Linked DNA regions of Homo sapiens: region 1 is linked to region 2. The links are chromatin loops, found by intact Hi-C in ENCODE. Cell type or tissue: Caco-2. All regions are shown on one strand. Links, peaks and the distances in the headings refer to the core of each region. The heading gives the core; the rest is flanking DNA. Region 1 holds the start of ZNF853 (zinc finger protein 853). Region 2 has its middle 100 kb from the start of CCZ1B.

What was found. A loop is a pair of places that touch in the nucleus more often than their neighbours do. Peaks named below come from ENCODE experiments on the same cell type or tissue, not always from the same donor. Only the 100,000 strongest peaks of a DNase experiment are listed, where the experiment ranks them.
Region 1: a loop joins it to region 2, with 6 times the contacts of the local background. A loop is called at or near these places in 1 of 110 quality-filtered maps.

Annotation. Positions count from the first base shown.
Region 1 is chr7:6,611,165-6,616,532 of GRCh38, forward strand. ZNF853 (zinc finger protein 853) reads left to right here and starts at 4,446. Exons shown (of 3, transcript NM_017560.3): 1 at 4,446-5,022. The coding sequence starts at 5,011. RefSeq lists enhancers at 2,576-3,329, 3,330-4,083. In Caco-2, for the core only: no CTCF peak of the experiment used is centred there; a DNase peak (open chromatin) is centred at 2,757; H3K4me3 peaks cover 1,533 bases.
Region 2 is chr7:6,928,234-6,933,601 of GRCh38, forward strand. It overlaps the pseudogene ALG1L5P and the pseudogene FAM86LP. Among named protein-coding and RNA genes, the nearest start is that of CCZ1B, 100 kb to the left of the region's middle. RefSeq lists a silencer at 85-379 and enhancers at 85-379, 153-442. In Caco-2, for the core only: a CTCF peak has its summit at 2,754 (motif pointing left); DNase peaks (open chromatin) are centred at 278 and 2,708.

The DNA of each region.
Region 1 (5,368 bases), core at 237-5,236, 320 kb before region 2:
GAGGGGAAACAATTGCCAATCTATAATCTATAGCTGAGACAGGGCTGGGCACAGTGGCTCACACCTGTAATCCCAGCACTTTGGGAGGCCGAGGCAGGTGGATCACGGGGTCAGGAGTTCAAGACCAGCCTGGTCAACATGGCAAAATCCCATCTCTACTAAAAATACAAAAATTAGCTGGGTGTGGTGGCAGGCACCTGTAATCCCAGCTATTCAGGAGGGTGAGGCAGGAGAATTACTTGAACCTGGGAGGTGGAGGTTGCACTGAGCTGAGATTGCACCACTGCACTCCAGTCTGGGCAACAGAGCAAGACTCTGTAAAAAAAAAAAAAGGAAAAGCTGAGACAGGAAGATCACTTGAACCCAGGAGTTCAAGGCTGCAGTGAGCCATGATGGCACGACTGCACTCCAGCCTGGGTAACAGAGCAAGATCTTGACTCAAAAAATAAGAAAGAGACAGACATGGTGTGAGAACAGGGATTAGTATGAGGATAACAAAGGCAAATCCCGGAAGGACGGCGGTGGAGGGGGGGGTCCCAGGTTGACAGTGGGCAGCAGCTCTGACAGCAGCCTGCCCAGTGTGGGTCTGCAGGGAGGAAGCCCCTGAAGAAACGCCCCTGGGAAACAGTGAAGCAAATACCTTCCTGACCAGATTGGCTAGGTGGAAAGTTGAGCTGGGAGGTATTTATAGCTCCAAAGGAGGATGTGGGAAGGCTTACTAAAAGATTCTAGCTGGGGCCGGGCATGCTGGCTTATGCCTGTAATCCCCGCACTTTGGGAGGCCAAAGCAGGTGGATCACTTGAGGTCAGGAGTTCGAGACCAGCCTGGCCAACATGGTGATACCCTGTCTCTACTAAAAATACAAAAATTAGCCATGTGTGGTAGCTTGTGCCTGTAATCCCAGCTACTCAGGAGGCCGAGACAGGAGAATCACTTGAACCTGGGAGGTGGCGGTTGTGGTGAGCCGAGATCAAGCCATTGTACTCCCCCCGGGAAACGAGTGAAACTCCATCTAAAAAAAAAAGATTCTAGCCCAGGCCGGGCATGCTGGCTTACGCCTGTAATCCAAGCACTTTGGGAGGCTGAGGCGGGTGGATGACTTGAGGTCAGGTGTTTGAGACCAGCCTGGCCAACATGGTGAAACCCCGTCTCTACTAAAAATACAAAAATTAGCCAGGCGTGGTGGCACATACCTGTAGTTCCCAGCTACTCGGGAGGCTAAGGGAGGAGAGTCACTTGAGCCTGGGAGGCAGAGGTTGCAGTGAGCTGAGATCACGCCACTGCACTCCAGCCTGGGTGACAGAGCAAGACTCCATCTCTAAATAAATAAATAAATAAAATAGCTGGGTGCAGTGGCTCATGCCTGTTAATCCTAGCACTTTGGGAGGCTGGGGTGGGAGGATTGCTTGAGGCCAGGAGTTCAAGACAAGGCTGGGCAACATAGGGAGACCTCGTCTCAACAAAAAAAATTAGCCTGGTGTGGTGGTGCATCCCTGTAGTCCTAGCTACTTGGGAGGCTGAGATGGGAGGATCACCTGAGCCTGGGAAGTTGAGGCTGCAGTGAGCTGTGATTGTGCCACTGCACTCTAGCCTGGGCAATGGGAGTGAGACCCTGTCTCAAAAACAAACCACAAAAAGCTCAGTGGGAGGAACTGTGTGTGGACTGGGTGGGACCCCTCTCTGGTGGCACAGGTGAGCAACGAGCCTAGGGGAGGGGAGCAGAGCCTGCAAGGTGTCAGAGAAGGGGCCAAGAGGAAGGTGAACCGAGGTGTTTCTCCCTGGACAGCATGGCAGAAGTGTCCAGTGCTGCCCAGAGGCCAAATATGATGAGGGTTTAGTGACGTGGACATTGCTGGTGACGTCACGGGGAGTTGTCTGGCTGCAGTGAGGCCAGGTCAGAGAGGAGAAGGAGGGATGGGCAGATGGGGATATGGCAAAGGAAGTTTGGCTGTCAAGGGCAGGAGAGAGAAGTGGGTAGCTCTTTTATGTTTTACAGACAGTCTTTTTTTTTTTTTTTTTTTTGAGACGGAGTCTCACACTGTCGCCAGGCTGGAGTGCAGTGGCGTGATCTCGGCTCACTGCAACCTCTGCCTCCTGGGTTCAAGTGATTTTCCTGCCTCAGCCTCCTGAGTAGCTGGGACTACAGCATGCGCCACCACGCCAAACTATATATATATATATATATATATATTTTTTTTTGTATTTTTATTAGAGACAGGGTTTCACCATGTCGGCAAGGATGGTCTCTATCTCTTGACCTCATGATCTGCCCACCTTAGCCTCCCAAAATGCTAGGATTACAGGCGTGAGCCACCGTGCCCGGCCAGCAGACAGTCTTGCTCTGTCGCCAAGGCTGGAGTGCAGTGGCATGATCATGCCTCACTGCAGCCTCCAAAGCCAGGGCTCTCACGATTCTCCTGCCTTGGCCTCCCAAAGTGCTGGGATTACAAGCATAAGCCACTGCGCCTGGCCCGGGTAGCATGTTTTTAAGATGGGAGAGCCCTGAGGATGTGTAAATCCTGTCAGAAAGAAGCCAGTGGAGGGAGAGGATAAAGACCTGAGGAGGGAGGGGCTCCTCAGGGCATGAGGGTTTGCAGGAGGCTAGAAGAGGCAGGTGCACACCTGCTCTGATCTTAAACTCCTGCCCATATCCTCCTCACCTTATCTGCTCGTCCTTATCCTGCCTAGCAGGCTGTCATCTCCACTTCACAGACGCAAGGCAGTCATTTGCCTGCAGTTACCTGGCTGCAAAAGGTCCCATGACCCTAGATGACTCTGTCTCCAAAGCCAGGCTCTTGCTGCACTTTTTCTAGCCTGGGGCAGAAGCCACCAGAGTGCAGGCTTTTCAGGCAAGGGCCAGAAAGGAAGCCTGAAACTCCAGTGCCTGTGGGGGCCAGAGAGATTCCAAAAACAGGACAAGGTGGCCACCTGTGCCACAGCAGTGTGAGCCCAGGGACAGGAGGAAGGGAGGGGGCTGTGAACCCTGAGGGCTCTTGTCCCCCACCAGGGGGGCATTCCTGCTGCACCCCAGGAGCACCTCCCAGATTCAAGCGATTCTCCTGCCTCAGCCTCCAGAGTAGCTGGCGTTACAGGCATGTGCCACCATGCCCGGCCAATTTTGTATCTTTAGTAGAGATGGAGTTTCTCCATGTTGGCCAGGCTGGTCTCCAACTCCAGACCTCAGGTGATCTGCCCGCCTCGGCCTCCCAAAGTGCTGGGATTATAGGCGTGAGCCACCGCGCCCAGCATGTTTGCTTGTTTTTAGATGGAGACAGGGTCTCACTCTATCACCCAGGCTGGGGTGCAGTGGCGCGATCATAGTTCACTGCAGCCTCGACCTCCTCCCGGGCTCAAGTGGTCCACCCACCTTGGCCTCCAAAGTAGTTGGGATTACAGGCTACTTTTCAGTAGCCCAGCTAATTTTTTAAAAACCTCTTTTGTAGAGATGGGGTCTTGCTATGTTGGCTAGGCTGGTCTCAAACTACCAGCCTCAAGTGATCCTCCCGAAATGCTGGGTTTACAGGCGTGAAGTACCATGCCCTGCCCCCAGATCTTTGGTTTTTTCTAAAGAATTTGAGCATCCCAATTTGAATTTGAATTCTCCAGGTTAGAGAGGTTTGTGCACCGAGAACAGGAAAGTTAGGTGGTGCAACATTAAGACGGGGTTAGGGAAGGCCTCCCTTGGAGAAGACCCCTGACCCAGGCAGGAATCCACTTGCCAAGTAGGGAAAGAGGAGAGGAGAGGGTGAGGGAGGTGGGAGGCCTGACCACCAGCCTTGTGGTCAGCGAAAGGCCGCAGGGGCGCTGGGCGGGAGGATTCCAGCTCTGCCAGTTCTCCACGGTGGCCTCATTTGATCTATGCAGGTCACAGTCCCTGATCGGGGGAGGGAGGCACACACTCCCTACTGGCCTGCCCTCCCCAGCCCCGGGGTCTAGGAGGAGGGCTCCACGGTGCGGACCGGGGTGGCCTCTCCAGGGCCCGCTCGGGCCGGGCCCGGATGGCGCCTACTCCCTCTCCGAGTGCCATCGAATTGTGTGCTAATTAGCCACAATTTGCACCGCGGCAGGGGCGCCCCGAGGCCACGCCTGCCCTCTAGGGGGTGGCAGGGATCGGGTTGGGTACCCCCCACCCAGACACCCAGGCAGTGACAGTCGCCAACCCCGTGGCGCGAGGACACGCGCAGCAGGGATGCGGCACAGCGCGCGCTGCGCTCGGCACCGGCCAGCCCGGGACGCCCCAGGGGCCGCCGCATCGTGTCCCCCGGGCCGGGTGAGTGGCCGGGCCGGGAATGGTTAAGCCCACCGAGCTGCGGCTGCCTAGAGCGGCGGCGGCGACGGCGGCGGCGGCGGCGGGGGCCGGGGCGCGGGGGCGCGGCGGGCGGGCAGGGGCGGGGGACAGGATGCGGATGCCGGGGGGACTTCCTGTGCCGGCCCCCGCGCCCCCGCCCCCGGCCCGGCCAGCGGCCCGCACGGACGCACTCCCGGGCGGGCGGGCGAGCCCAGGGGGACCCGGCCTTGCCGCGGCGCCCGCCCCGCCCCCGCCCCGGCCCCCGCGCGGCCCGGCCCAGGCCGCCCGCAGGCTCCGGGCACCTGTAGCCCCCGAGGACCCGCGTCGCCTGGCCGCCGCCGACCCCAGGCGGGGCCACCCCGTGGTGCCGACCCCGGGCGCCGGCCTGGATCCCGCTGCCCGCGATGGTCCCGGGGGGCCGGCCCTGAGCCCCGCGCGGGATTCGGGGCCCTGCCTCCCGCCCCAGCCCCCGCCGGAGAGTCTCCACCAACTTCTGCTCGGCCGCTCCTCTCAGCCCCTTCCCTTGGCCCAGGGCGACCTCGGCAGCCCAGAGGGCGTGGACCCTCCGGAGTGCCCAGAAAGCCCCCGGGGTGGCCCTGCGCCTCCTGGCTCTTTCTGGATGGAGGCGCCTCCGGAAGGAGCCGGCTGCACGCCGTGGCCTTCACCTCGCAGCCTCTGCTGACCACACCTCCCTAGCGCAGAGGCTGCCCGGGAGCAGGAAATGCTCCACCAGGTGAGGCCCAGGGGGTCGTTGGCGCTGGGCAACCGGGGACGCGTCCCTTGAGAGAGTTTGGACTGGATGGCACGAGTCGGCCTGTTTAGGGGAGAGGGGCCAGCTCTGCACGGGCCAGGGTGGACTCTCAGGAGCGCCTGGGCACAGGGCCAGGCCGTGGGTGACAGTGCTCTGGACACCTGCCTTGCCCGGGAGCTGGGGTGGCAGCTGACACACGTGGCCTGCTGGCGGCCTTCTCAGAGCAGGCCAGGAAGGCAATAGAATGGAAGGGCGCCAGGCGCAGTGGCTCACTCCTATAATCCCAACACTTTAGGAGGCCGAGGCAGGAGGATCGCCTGAGGCCAGG
Region 2 (5,368 bases), core at 225-5,224:
CTCCAGCCTGGGTGACAGAGTGAGACTGTCTCAAAACAAAACAAAACAAAATGACAACAAAAAAAAAACAAATTGTGGTTAAGTAGAAAAAGTGTCAACTTACATTTTCAGATGTCCCAGCCAGGCCGTGTGGCTGCTTGGCCGGCTTAAGCCACTTGTGCTTGGTGCTGTCGGGTGCCTTATCCGATTTTCACTCCCCTCAGGGGATGTTGCCTCACTGTGCTGGGAGGATTTGTGTTCCCAGGGCAGAGACCAGTGCTCTGACCGCACCCCTCTTGCCTAGCAGGGTCGGTGGACCTGGGTGTCTGTCTGCACACGTTCTCCAGTGGCCTGGACCTGCCCATGAAGGTGGTGGACATGTTCGGGTGCTATTTGCCTGCGTGTGCCGTGAACTTCAAGTGGTAGGAGCAGAACCCGAATCTTTCTAGGGATAGCTTCACAGATCCACCGCTGAGGGGGAAGCAGTGCAGAGGGAGCTGCCCACAGTGAGGCCCTGCCCCTCGGTCAGTCCAGCACACACTGGAGGCCACGAGGAGGAGCCCTGCGGTTACTGTGGCTGGGCTGAGCCTCACTGAAGTAGTTGCTTCCATTTAGAGCTCATGTTATATTTAGGCTGGTACAAAAGTAATCACGGTTTTTGCCATTAAAGATGGCAATTACTTTTGCACCAACCTAATATGAAAAAAAAGCATCTTAAATACTAGAACTCCACTCGGGGCTTTTGCTCCTGGAGTAGAATTGGCGGGAATTGCCTGCAGGCTTACATGGTCTTCTTTGTTTCTTTCTCTCCCACCATGTCCCTTTTGGCCAAGCTCACGTGGTGGGTTTGAATCAGTTGAATGAGTGTCATGCTGTGGCCTCACTCCACCCAGCATAGACGGGTGTTTGGAAGGGCACTGTTAGAGGAGATTCTAGAAGCAGTAGCCCCAGCACAAGCTGAGCCCTTGGCCCCTGCTCAGGAGCCGGCTCATGGATGGGATTCAGCGATGTGAGCCCCTCCTGTGAGCTGAGCTCAGGGAATGTCGGGATCAAATCTGGTGCCCTAGAAAAGTCATCTTTTATGTGCTGAGCCAGTCCCCAGGGTGTTCCCTTTACTTGTTCCATGGCCATGGAATTAAGAAAAACATGCAAAAATAATTCTTCAGTCCTTGAAGAGCATCCAGCACAGAAGGTACAAACCCCCCTTAAGGCTCCCTCCTCAAATCGGTTTGGCCACTTAGATGTGCACCCCCCCAGGCCTTTATACCCTTCAGATGCCAAATCTAAGAACGAGCTCCCGGAAACCACACCCCCTGTTCCAACCCCCAGCCTGGCTTGAGCATGGGGTTGGGGGGGTGGAGCCCAGGTGGGCACCCCAGGGGTCTGGTGTCTTCTCCAGGCAGCTCTCAGGCTCCCTTGGTTCTCTCTGCAGTTTAAATGAGCTGGTGAAACATGAAGAAAATGGCCTGGTCTTTGAGGACTCAGAGGAACTGGCAGCTCAGCTGCAGGTAGCCACATCTGCCACCACGCCAGGGTGGGGAGGGTTCTGGAGACTGGCTCCGAGCCACGCTCCCTGATCCCTTCTTCCCACAGCCAGGGTGGGACCATGTAGGGTCTGGCGGAAAAGCTAGGGAGAGAGCAGAGGTCACAGGCCGGCCCACTCTGCTGTCCCGTTTTGGTACAGTAGGCTCAGGAAAGTTAGGACACACCCCCACCTGCCCTCTGGATTTATGGAGCTGACACTCCACAAATGATGCTGGAGCCGGGTGGGCCAGGCTGCAGTTTAGGAAGTGATCAGGATCACGTAGGTGGGCGGGCAAAGGGAGCTTCTGGGACCAGCCTTGAAAGATGGGTGGAATTCTGCAAAGGTTACTTGTTTCTTATTGCTAAAAGTAATACACCATTCTTGCCAACAGAATGATTGGCAGGATTTTCAGTAAAGGTCCAGGTCGGAAGTCATTTAGACTGGGTCCCCCAGTCTCTGTCAGAACCATGGTACTGACATGTGGTGTGAAAGTAGCCACAGATCATCTGTCGATTAAGGGGTGTGGCTCTGTTCAAATAAAACTTTATTTACAAACACAGGCTGTGGGCTGGATTTGGCCTGCAGGCTGTAGTTTGTGATCCTTGATTCAGACAGTTTAGCAAGGCTGCAAAGAACACAGACACCCCCTTGTTACCCACAGATGGGTGGGACATGGCCAGAGGCCAAAAGGAGGGTGCTTGCAGGGGAACATACAGCATGTAGAGGCCGGGAGGTACTCCAGGGCACCAAGTGTGGGAAAGTGGGACACACGGGGAAGTTTCCAGAAAGCGTGATGTCAAGTTGGAGGCAGAGCGCTGCTGGGGTGTGAAGAGTCTCGAGTCCAAGTGAGGGAGTTAAGAACTTGGGAGGGGTTGTTGTTGGGTTGGGGACATGGGGTCAGCCAGGTGGTGACCTGGGATGGGGTGGGGACAGGAAATGAGTTAAGCTCTGCTCTTTATTTTTTTGCAGATGCTTTTCTCAAACTTTCCTGATCCTGCAGGCAAGCTAAACCAGTTCCGGAAGAACCTGCGGTAATCGCAGCAGCTCGGATGGGATGAGAGCTGGGTGCAGACTGTGCTCCCTTTGGTTATGGACACATAACTCCTGGGCCAGAGGCTAAAACCCCGGGACCCCTGCTGTCCTTCCCGCAGCTTCTTCTCGGAGTCTCAGGGCAAACCCTTTCGAGCAGCGCCTCCCAGTGGCCAGAAGGTGAAATGACGGCAGTGGTGCCGCCTGGTGAATGAATTGGTTCTGTGACCCGGGAAGCTGTGCTTGGTTCTGATTTCTTTTCTGGAGGCTCAGAAACACTTCCTCTCTTCTTCTGTTCTTCATGCCCCATGCCCCTGCTAGCGTATTACTGTTCTGTGACTTCTGCAGTACTCCTTATCCTGCGTTTGGTCTCCAGGTGTCATCTTTCTGCCGTGTTCCTAACATTTTGATTCCTGTCTTGAAAAAAGCACCTGCTGCACCGTAAGCCCAGGGATGTGGCAGCTGCAGCGGGCTTGGCTTTGTGAAGAACCGAGTGTGTCCACGGATGTGGCAGCTGCAGCGGGCTTGGCTTTGTGAGGAACCGAGTGTGTTCAGGGATGTGGCAGCTGCAGCGGGCTTGGCTTTGTGGGGAACAGAGTGTGTCCACGTTGGGGGAACATCATACTTGATACACACTTTTTATTTGCACAAAGAAAATGCTGTTTTTGGAGCCAGAGTTTTCATGTCTGATTGATGGCGATTTTCTTCAGAACCAGAACTGCTGGCAGAAAGGGAGCACCCACACGCTTAGATAGCTGATGTCTTATTAGAGGGCAGTTTGTGGTTCCTGATTTGGAAATTAACATTCTCCAAACATTCCAGTCCAATGAAAGTTTTATCTGCTTTCCCATATAAAAACTCTTCCCACAAGAGTGACTTGATTCTCACAATCCCGTTGGAGTCGTGTGTGAATCCTACAGTGTGAGGTTCAGCATTGCCATCTCCAAGTGCTCTTCGTAGGGAAATAGTTTCTGGTCATGACGAGGGTTCCACTTCCCATCTGATCCTGGCCTGCCTGGAAACAGAGGACATGTGTTTCAGGATGGCAGAGTTTGGGGACAGGACATGAGCGTATTGTGTGGGGCTGCTAGGACAGGCCTGGCGGGGTCGGGGGGTGTCCAAGTCAGTTTACTTGGTTCACAGGTTCCCAGGCCCACCCAGGTGCCTAGAATTGGCCTCCAGGATGGGACCAGAAATCTGGTTTTGCATAGAAATGGCTAGCAGCAGGCACCGTGCCGCTGTCCAGTCTCTGCCCGCGTCTGCCCCAGCACTTGGCACAGCGGGACAGACGCAGAGATCTGAACCCACATCTACCTGGCTGCTCAGTCAACCCACTCTCCACAAAGCTTAGAAAGCAGCCAGGCACAGTGGCTCACGCCTGTAATCCCAACACTTTGGGAGGCCAAGGCGGGTGGATCACTTGAGATCAGGAGTTCGAGACCAGCCTGGCCAACATGGTGAAACCCCATCTATACAAAAATACAAAAATTAGGCAGGCACGATGGCAGGTGCCTGTAATCCCAGCTACTTGGGAGGCTGAGGCAGGAGAATTGCTTGAACCCAGGAGGCGGAGTTTGCAGTGAGCCGAGATTGTGCCACTGCACTCGAGCCTGAGTGACAGAGTGAGACTCCATCTCAAAAAAAAAAAAAAAAAATCACACACACACACACACACACACACACACACACACACACACACACACAGCTTAGAAGGGGCTGGTGTTCTCATAAGCACAGATATCTGAAGAGCCGTTAGCCAGAATGATTCTTTTTTTTTTTTTTTTTTTTGAGATACGATCTTGTTCTGTCACCCAGGCTGGAGTGCAGTGGCACAGTCATTGCTCACTACAGCCTCGACTCCTGGGCTCTAGCAATCCTCCCACTTCCTGAGTAGCTGGGATGACAGGTGCGTGCCACCATGCTAGTAATTTTTTTATTTTGTAGAGATGGGGTCCGGAATGCATGGCCTCAAGTGATGCTCCTGCCTCAGCCTCTTTTATTATTATTTTTTAGACAGAGTTTTACTCTGTTCCCAAGGCTGGAGTGCAGTGGTGCAATCTCAGCTCACTGCAATGCATCCCAGGTTCAAGTGATTCTCCTGCCTCAGTCTCCCGAGTAGCTGGGATTATAGGCGTGCACCGCCAAGCCTGGCTAATTTTTGTGTTTTTAGTAGAGATGGGGTTTCACCGTGTTGGCCAGGCTGGTCTTGAACTCTTGACCTCAAGTGATCCGCTCACCTCAGCCTCCCAAAGCCTCAGCCTCTAACAGTGTTGGGATTACAGGCGTGAGACACTGTGTCCTGGGATGATTTTCAATCACAGTTTTTTGTTACGAGTGGAAAATGCATATTTATAAAAATGAAGTAGTACAGACATGAACGTGTAGAAGTCTCTATAATCCTGCCATCCAAGGATGGCACCTGTTAACGTGTATATCAGGTATGTCCAATCTTTTGGTCTCCCTGCACCACATTGGAAGAAGAAGAATCGCCTTGGGCCACACATAAAATACACTAATGCTAGCAATAGCTGATGAGCTAAAAGAAAAAAAAATCACAAAAAAACCTCGTACTGTTTTAAGAAAGTTTACAGATTTGTGTTGGGCCGCAGGTTGGACGAGCCTGCTATATATATATTCTAGGTTTTCCCCTATAGGTATACTTATGTGAAAATGATTATTGTGATAATTTTATTTTGAGATGAAGTCTTGCTATGTTGCTCAAGGGGGCCACAAACTCCTGGGCTTAAGCCATCCTCCCGCCTCAGCCTCCTGAGTAGTTGGGAATATAGGTACTCATAACTATGTGTGGGTGATTATTATTATTTTTAAAACAAA